2 separate regions of the Homo sapiens genome follow, and region 1 is linked to region 2. A link is a loop called in an ENCODE intact Hi-C map of the cell type or tissue named here. Cell type or tissue: IMR-90. All regions are shown on one strand. Region 1 overlaps RMEL3 (enriched in melanoma 3). Region 2 has its middle 75 kb from the start of RMEL3.

Region 1 (5,000 bases), 89 kb before region 2:
GCTTTCTATTCTTCCACCTACTCCTTTAAATCCAGGCATTTTGCTGGGATCTAAGCTTGGTCTGCCTCTGTTTTGTCCTCCATTCTGTTCCATGGTTCAACTTTTATGTTTATGTTGTGTCTGCCAAATTCTCTTACTCTGTCCTAGGCCCAGATTTTCCAAATTCCCTTTGGACATCTCTATCTGGATATTTGTTCCAAGCTCAACACACTTCAAACCCAACACATATTCTTCCTCCCCAATTCTTGCTTCTGTACTCCTATGTCAATGGTATCACTATATTCCAAAGAGAGGAAACTGAAACTCTTCCTCCTCACCCCTCCACACAAGCAATTACAATACCCAGCCAGCTCCACTCCTGCAATGGCCCTCAGCTCTGCCCCTGCTCCCTCCCACTAGCCATGCCTTGGCTTTTTTCCTCATCCTCGCACATGCGTGCCACAGTTATTGTGGAACTGTCTCCCTAACCTCCAAACTCTCCCTTCTCAAATCCATCTTTCTGGCTGCTACCAGACTTATCCTACAATCACTAGTTAAATCACACTACCCTCCCACTCGAAAACCCTGAGTGTCTCCACATTGCCTGAAAAAAAAAAAAAGTCCTTAGAATAATATTCAGGGCTCTGCCATCTGGCCTCAACCTCATTTCTAACTCTCTCACTTCATTGCCCCAAATTTCCTATATGTAAGCCACATAAAAAATTGCTCATCTGGCTCTTTGATGAAGGTGTCTCCTCCTTGTAAATTGCCCCCTCTCCTGGAAAGAGCCCAGTTGCTTGAATCAACATATCTTAATTCAAATGCACTTGTGTCATATTGGTCAAATTATCTTTACCTGAGTTTCCTTACCTTTAAGATGGGGATGATAATTACATGTACCATGGAGTTTTTGTAAGGTTTAAGAGATAATACATTTAAATGAGCTTAGCACAATGCCTAATGTGCACATTTTAGTTCCTGTCATTGTTATTTTTTTAAATTTACCTGTGTTTATCAACTACTATTCATTCTTTAAGGCCCCAATAAAATGCCACCTCCCCACAGAAACTTCCTCAATTGCCTTAGTCAAAAACCATCATTAGCTCCTCCTTCCACCTCTCATCAATAAGTGTGTCACTCAAGATAGCACGTTTTTCACATGACTTTGCATTCTAATTCATTATTTATAGGTACATCCTCCCAACTCTTCCCCAACCCCTACCCCCACCCCACTCACAAGCTCATGAGTGGCAGCCTCCTGTTAATGTAAGGCCTTTTGGGGATCCAGCGAAACTCTTTCAATTTAGTACCAGAGGATCAAAAGAAAGTCCTCGATTTTCAAACCTAAACCCCTGCTGACAACACTTCTCTCAATTGTACCTGAGGCTACAGAAAACCTTTTCATTTTCTGTTTTTACTCCAGTTGCTATAGTAAATGGCTAGTTCTCCCTCATTTTCCTGCTCTTAGAATTGGTCCTTAATTATAAGCTCTTACCTAACAATTGTTTTCAAAAAAAAATTTAACAATTATTTTTTCATTCACTAGAAATCATAGCTTTCTCTTCAACTTTTGCTTAAAATCTACGAGAACCACTCCATGGTGACAAAAAAAAAAGATTTGAGAAGTTTTGGAATAATATCAATAAACAAAAGATGACCAACTACAAATTATACATTTGGGTGTGTGAGAGCTCCCAAATTTATCATCAAGTACACCTCATCGAAGAAATACAATTTTTCCAAAGAGGTTCATGGTCTAGAGGTAAAATATTTTCTATGTCAAAAACTGCAAATTTTGTTCATTTTTCATTAAGGTATAATGGTCTGCCAAATTAATAAAATTTGGATGGACTTGCTCAAAATTTCACATTCCAATTAGAGAGTAGGCCAAAGCTCATAGAAATTTTACCCAAGCAAAAACTTGTAGTTTCACATCCAGACCCTGCACTTCATGTTCTCGACTTTGCAAAGGAAATCCTAAGGAAGATGAGCACAAATTAAGCCTCCCAGTTTCACCGAGAGGCTTGTTTTCCTTCTCAAGCATTTTCAAATTCAAAATAACCTTAATTTACAGAAAGTTGAAAATCATTCTGTTTATTCTACACATTTGGGGGATGTGTATACAAATATTTACTGGACATAAAACTTCAATGTCTTACTACAAACCATCTGACTTCAGAAAACTGAATACATACAGCAATAATTAACAACAGATGAAAATTTTACATGCTCAGAGTTCCATACCTTGAACTTGGGCATACCCTTCAGGGTAGGTACTCATTAGAGCAACAGGGCTTTTGAGAAGCAGGTTTTCATTACTAAATTCTGTTTCTAGAGCACCACTCAGACACAGAGGAAAATATTATTCTGTGAAATGAAGTGTGGTTAAAAATAGAAAGCGAATTAGTAGCCAAACTTTGAGATTTCCTGAGTTGAACTTTAATCCTGTCCAAGAAGTGGTTATTGTGAAATCTTTCTTTTTAGCTACAACAAATGAATAACTAAATGAAATTCACCAGTAGAAGCACCACAGCATGGAAGTTATGAAGCTCTCCACACTTCCTAGGAAGAGAAGTTTGAGTTTGAGCTTCAACTTTATATGGTGGTGTTTCTCAGATTTCATATTTTAAACCATCTAGGTAATCTATATCTACCAATGATTCACAGAATCACAGAATTCTGGAATGCAACCATTTCATTTTACAGATGAAGAAAAGTAGCAATGTGCCCACAGTAAAATTTCTAATCATTTACAATGTTGGGATAGGAACTCAGACTACCTGACCTTTCCCCAGTATTCCTTTCATTCCAAAACTAGGCATGCCACAGCCCTTCTGCCAAAATCGCAAGACTGTGGGTTGCAGGGCCCTAGAGGACAAGATAATAAAGAAGCCAGAGTATGCGCAGCAAGTTGCCCACACCCCGTTGCTAAGCAGGCCCTGAAATCACCAAGAAAGAGACCACTTCCATCCTACATCCACTCGGAGCATGTGCCCTCAACCCAAATACTCGTGACAGGTGTCTGGAGTGGGAATGGCCAGAGCCCACCATTATGAACCCCAGAGTGGATGTGGGCAGCTACTAGAATTCTTTCTAGGTCCATGCTAGCTGAGAAAACCCCAGCTGCCACCAGATGAAGGAAAGATAGTTGCTGCAGGCTGGAGCTACCAGCTTCTCCCTGGTCAAGATTTCAGCCTTCCTTGTGGAAACGAATCCTCCTCTATTAGTCCACTAGGGCTGCCATAACAAAGTACCACATACTGAGTGACTTAAATAACAGACATTTATTTTCTCATGATTCTGGAGGCCGAGAGTCCAAGATCAAAGAGATGATTTCTTCTGAGGCCTCTGCCCTGGGCTTTTAGGTGGCCATCTTCTCTCTGTGTCTTCAAATGGTGTCCTCTGTACATCTCTGTGTCTTAATTTCCTCTTCTTAAAAGAACACAAACAGTATTGGATTAAGGGCCACCTGAATGACTTTATTTTAATTCAGTTACCTCTTTAAAGACCCCATCTCCAAATATAGTCACATTCATAGGGACCAGGAGTTAGAGCTGCAATATATGAATTGGGGGATAAAATAGTTCAGCCCGTAACACCTCCTGAACATATCCAAGAACCAACCAGAAAAATCCACTGGCTTTCTTCCTTCCTACAGCTCTTGCTTCTACTAACTGCAGCAGATGCAGACTCATGCTGGTGCTGACCACCCAGCCAGGCCTTAAAATTACACCATCTGCCAGACTGGCTTCCCCGGTTTGGGCATACTCCTCTTTCTCTCTCTCTCTCTCTCTCACTCACGCCACTCTCTCGCTCTCTCTCTCTCTCACACACACACACATGCACACACATATACACACAAACATACACACACACATACACAGTATATTTTTGACTCTCTTGCGGGTCTATGTAGATCAGACTCTTCAATTCTGTTAATATAATCATAGAAAATGTCCTAAATTCTGAAAGAACCATAAGAACTTCTAAAAAGCCCTATAGAGATCCACTGGGGAAGAAGCTCTGTCAATCCCATTTAACCCACTGTGGTAGGCAGAATTTTAAAGATGTCCTCCCAAGATTCTCATCTCTGATTATTCAATCGAATATGAATCTAAATACTACTGTGAAGGTGTGTTGCAGACAGAATTAAGGTTACCCATGAGCTGACTTTAAAAAGGGAGATTATTCTGGATGACCTAGGTAGGCATAATTATGATCACATGAGCCCTTAGAAGCAGAAGAGGAAGGCAAAAGAGTCCTTCAGAGAGGTGCTGCAGGATGGAGGAGACCTAAGAAGAGGCTGGAGGGATGCAGAGTGTGAGAGGCACTCCACCCACCATTTCTGGCTTTGAAGATGGAGGAAGGGGCCATGAGCCAAAGAATCCAGGTGGCCTCTAGAAGCTGACAAAGACCCCTGGCTAAGATCCAGCAAGAAAGTGAGGACCTCAGTCCTGCAAACACATGAAACTGAATTTGGCCAACAACCTCAATGAGCTTAGAAGTGAACTCTTCCCTAGAGCCCCCAGAAAGGAACGCAGCCTGGCCTTTTTGTGAGCCCTGAAGCAGAGAAATCAGCCTAGCCAACCTACGGTTCTGACTTACAGAAGTATGAGATGATAAATCTGTGTTGTTTTAAACTCTTCTTAAGTTTGTGATGATTTGTTACAGTAGTGATAAAAACTATTACACTCATCCTGTTATTAAATGTAATTTCCCTCCATTTTTCTCTTTCAGGGGTAAACTTCTTCTTACATCACCTAAGCATTCTGAGTGGTAGGTATTATTATTATTTACCATTAATTAGGGGTCCACATTAAACTAAAAGTTATGCAGATTCTATAAATGACCCCTCAGAATCAGTAGTTTACACCCTCAAACAGGACACTACACATATATCTTCATATATCCACAGTTGTTTCTCTGCCCTGAATTCTGCCAATGACTGCTAGGAGTTGACTGTACCCTTTGGATATCAAAGATTCCTCCAGAGACCTCTGTCCTGTAGATAAATCTTGAAT
Region 2 (5,000 bases):
TGTTTCCCTTCTCCCTCTCTCTCTTCCACCCAAAAACCAAGAATACCATCCATGGGAAATTTTAAGGAAAATGGTAAAGTGAAAAAGTGAAACTTCTTTTTTATGGCTGCACAGTCCTTTGTAGGGACATGGACAAAGCTGGAAACCATCATTCTCAGCAAACTATCGCAAGGACAAAAAAACAAACACCGCAGGTTCTCACTCATAGGTGAGAATTGAACAATGAGAACACTTGGACACAAGAAGGGGAACATCACACACCGGGGCCTGTTGTGGGATGGGGGGAGCGGGGAGGGATAGCATTAGGAGATATACCTAATGTTAAATGACGAGTTAATGGGTGCAGCACACCAACATGGCACATGTATACATATGTAACTAACTTGCACATTGTGCACATGTTCCCTAAAACTTAAAGTATAATAAATAAATAAATAAAAGAAAAAGTGAAACTTCTGCAGTCAGCAACGTGTTTGACATCCACGAGTCCTCTCTCTCTCTTGGATTCCAAAGCCCATGAGCCCCTGCCTGTGGTGGCCAGTACTGGCATTCTTTAATTCTGGTTTTGATTGAACTTTCTCGGGCCTCAAGAGAGTAGGCAAGAATTGCTGTGTATAATTGTTTTCCAATCATTTGTCTGTGTGTTGGTTGTGTATTATTTGCTCCCTTCAAAGTATCTGTGCCATCCCTCTGCTACACAGTGGAAAAGGAGGTTCCAGGGAGAGCAGGTGGATGAGCCACTGCCAGAGCTGAGACAGGTGCTGGACTTTTCCTTCTGCGGCCATGCCCAATTCAGCTTTCATCATTGAATCGGGCTGTTGGTTTGGTCTCTCCCATCATTACTGCCCCTAAGGACAGTCCTGGCCTGCAGCTTATACCTGTTTCCGATTCTGCCCCTCCTGTGCCATTTTAACCACACCCTTAGTCCAGACTGTCACCTCCTGACTGAATTGCTATTATCACCTCCACGTCAGAGGGATTGCTGGTTTATTCTGTGGTGTCCCAGCCCCCTGCTCTGGTAAAACTTCTATTTTACCCAACTTACAGTTAGCACCTACCCAACGAATAAGAAGGTAGATGATTGGTCAGTGCCAAGTTTATGAAAACCATCTGACACTTTTTCCAGGCCGTCGTATACCTTCAGCATGTGCAGGCCCTGGGAGGGTGGAATCCTTTGCAATAGCAGTTAAAAATCAGCCCTGGAGACATTGAGGGCTGTTTGGTAAATGCATGTTCGTTTTTAGGATACCTGTTCCCTGTTATGATTTAGCTCCAGACTCCAAAGTCTGTTTAGTTGCAGTCTAATGTGTAAATTTAGAGATTCCAGCTTAAGATGGCAGGCATTATTTTTATTTATTTACCAAATATAGTATTCACCATTCACCTAAACTGTTCTATGTGCTTTACAAATATTAAATCACTTAAGTCAGCACAACTGTATGAGGTGGGTACAAGCATTATCATTCTTATTTTAAAGGTGAAGAACAGGACACACAAAAAGGTTTAGTAACTTGCTGGGATTCAAACTTTGCTAGTCTAATCTAGAGTCTGAACTGTTAACCACTGCATTGAGGACGAACTATAACTCTACTATGTCAATGGAGCAAAAAACGAGAGGAAATTAAGTTGCAGCTGAAAGGGGAACCACCTGGATGAAAACTCACTTGTTTCCCTTTGAGGCATTTACTGCACTTAAACACAACCTTTCTCTAGCTCAACTGGGCTGGCCAGAGATTAGACAAAACAGTAAATTTTGGCACTGAGGGATAGTTATAGTTATCAAAAAGGGATGCATCCGCTCGATTAGTGGTACTCGAGATAGTACCGGATCTCTGAGTGCTGCTGGGCTAGACTATATTTCCTCTTACTACTAAGAACCTTCATTCTTTCCCTGGTCTTCTGTAGATGGGAATTCTAATATGACAAACTCACACAAAAAAAAAGCTTGTACAATTTTTATTAAAGAGTATTATTTTAACTATGGGAAGAAAAATAATATCCAAATCTTCCACATTTTATTGTTTAATTTGTAATTATTTTATTGTATATATTTATGGAGTACAATGTTTTCCAATCATTTGTTTGTGTGTTGGTTCTGTATTATTTGTTCCCTTCAAAGTGTCTGTGCCATCCTTCTGCTATACGGTGGAAAAGGAGGCAATGTGATGTTTTGATCTATGCATATGTTATAGAAAGATACAATCAAACTAGTTAACGTATGCATTGCCTCACTAATTTATCATTTTTTTGTGATGAGAACATTAAAACTCTATTTTAGCAATGTTGAAATATGCAATACATTATTGGCCAGCCGTGGTGGCTCACGTCTGTAATCCCAGCACTTTGGGAGGCCAAGGTGGTAGGATCACTTGAGTCCAGGAGTTCAAGACCAGCCTGGACAACATAGTGTGACCCCGACTTTACAAAAAAAAAAAAAGATTAAAGAATAAAACGAAATAAATACAATGGGCTGACTCTGTACACGTGAGCTGCAGCATGGCAGCCCACCACTCCAGCCCACTCAAGATGCAGAATAAAGCTCATAAAAGTGGGCAGCATCGGGGTCGGGGATCTGCACAGCAGGATGGCAAGGGCCATCTAGCACTGAAAACCCTAAGCAAGAAGGTGAGAAAAGAACTCAGCAGAGTAGACCAGAGGCATTCCGCCAGTCAGCTCCAAAAGCAGAAGAAGGAGGTGGTTCTGGCGGAGAAGAGACAGCTGGGTAGCAAGGATGGCTCTCCTCATTAGCACTAGCTGTCCAGGGATTATCTGGCCTCCCACTGAAGAAACAAATAGATGCCAGAAAGAAGCTAAGTAAAGCAGTGGAGAAGCACTTTCTGGATGACAAACTCCTCTTGTTAGACACTCAACAGGAGGCAGGGATGCTGCTTAGGCAGTTGGCTAACCAGAAGCAATGGCATCTTGCTTTTCGAGATCAGCAGGCCTACCTATTTGCCCATACTGCTGATTTTGTTCCTAGTGAAGAGAATAATTTGGTGGGCACCTTGGAAATTTCAGGCTATGTTCGTGGGCAGACTCTGAATGTAAATAGGTTGCTGCATATCACTGGACGTGGTGATTTCCAGATGAAACACATAGATGACCCCATGGACCCTTTCCCTTTAAATCCTACAGTAATTAAATCCCAAAAGGACCCAGACATGGCAATAGAGATTTGTGCTATGGATACTGTCGATGATATGGAAGAAGACCTTAAAGTCCTAATGAAGGCAGATCCTGCTAGACAGGAATCCTGACAAACAGAGGTTATCCCAGATCTAACGCAGGGGGAGCAAACCTGGCCCAATGAGGAGGAGTTGAGTGAGACAAAGGATTTCTTGAAGGGAGATTCTAAGGTGGTAAAGAATATGATGATACAGAACATGAGGATTTTATGAAGGAGGAATCTCAGCATGAAAGTGTGAAGATGAAGAAGAGGAGGAATGTGAAACTATGACTACAAGGGAGTCTGTGCATGATGATCTCTCTGATGAGAAAGTGGATGAAGAAGCTGAGGCAAAAATGTTGGAGAAATGTAAACAAGAAAGACTGGAAGAGATGTTTCCAGGTGAAGTGGGTGGACACCCCCTGTGATGTGGCTGCCAGAAATTCAGTTTCAGAAATACAAAGGCCTCAAGAGCTTCCAGACATCTCCATAGGATCCTAAGGAAAAATATTGCTCAAGATTGTGCTTGAATATTTCAGTTTCAGAACTTTACTAGTACTAGGAAAAGCATATTTAAAGAGATTGAAGAAAAAGAGGTTGAAGGAGCTGATGTTGGCCAGTATGTCACACTTCATGTCTCTAATGTCCCTGTCTCAGTGGTTGAGTGATTCAGGCAAGGAGCACCCTTGATTGCATTTTCTTCACTACCTCATGAACAGAAGATGTCAGTATTGAATATGGTGGTGAGGCATGACCCTGGCAGCACTGAATCTGCGAAAGCCAAGGAGGAGCTCATATTCCGCTGTAGATCCAGGCACTTCCGAGCCTCACCTTTATTCTCTCAGCATGCTGCAGCAGACAAACATAAATTTCAGAGATTCCTGACTGCTGATATGGCCCTGGCGGTGACAGTATACGCACCAACCACTTTTCCTCCTTCATCTTTGCTGCTTTTCAAGCAGAAAAGCAATGGAATGCACAATCTCATTGCTACAGGCCATCTTTTGCTGGTGGATCCAAACAGAATGGTCATCAAGAGAGTTGTCCTGAGTGATCCTCCTTTCAAAATTTGTACTAAGATGGCAGTGGTATGTTACATGTTCTTCAATAGAGAGGATGTGCAGTGGTTTAAACCAGTAGAACTGAGAACAAAGTGGAGCCGCAGAGGACACATCCAGGAGCCTTCAGGTACCCATGGCCGCATGAAGTGCAGCTTTGATAGGAAGCTAAAATCTCAGAACACAGAACTGATGAACCTTTACAAATGAGTTTTCCCCAAATGGACTTATGATCCAAGTGTACCAGAACCAGCACCTTGGGTGAACAGTGAGATTTCTTCAACAGTGCCTCAGGTGGGCATGGAGTAATGGATTTAAAGCGATTCTGTCTTACTGAGGCCAGTCAGCACTCCAAGGATGGGAGTCACAAGTTGTGATTGGGCAAAGTTTATTTTCTATGTCAGCTTGTCAGTCGGCTGCACCATTTTGCAAGAATTTTTTTGGCCTTGATAAAATGTCTCAGTTAAGTATGGAAGTTTTTCTACTGCTTAATCCAAAAAGCTATTAAATCTTACTGAAATAAAAATAAATGCATAAATACAATGCATTATTAATAACTGTGGTCACCATGCTGTACAATAGATCGCTAAAGGATATTCCTCCAGGGTCATTGAAACTTTGTACCCTTTGACCACATTTCCTTTCAACTTAGTCACTGACTTGCTGATGTTCGGCTTTGACAGAAATGCGTTTCCAGAATGCCTTTCCATTCCTCCCTCAGAGCAGGGAGGGCAGTTAGGCTTGCTTCTTTCACTTTTAAGTTGATTCTTTCCTCT

The links. Hi-C counts contacts between places; a loop is a spot of excess contacts. Peaks named below come from ENCODE experiments on the same cell type or tissue, not always from the same donor. Only the 100,000 strongest peaks of a DNase experiment are listed, where the experiment ranks them.
Region 1: a loop joins it to region 2, with 19 times the contacts of the local background. A loop is called at or near these places in 1 of 110 quality-filtered maps.

The regions. Positions count from the first base shown.
Region 1 is chr5:57,406,296-57,411,295 of GRCh38, reverse strand. All of the region lies in intron 1 of RMEL3 (enriched in melanoma 3), which reads right to left. Among named protein-coding and RNA genes, the nearest start is that of RMEL3, 14 kb to the right of the region's middle. In IMR-90, no CTCF peak of the experiment used is centred here; a DNase peak (open chromatin) is centred at 2,425; H3K27ac peaks cover 503 bases.
Region 2 is chr5:57,317,517-57,322,516 of GRCh38, reverse strand. It overlaps the pseudogene LOC100288510. Among named protein-coding and RNA genes, the nearest start is that of RMEL3, 75 kb to the left of the region's middle. In IMR-90, no CTCF peak of the experiment used is centred here; no DNase peak of the experiment used is centred here; H3K4me3 peaks cover 214 bases; H3K27ac peaks cover 1,883 bases.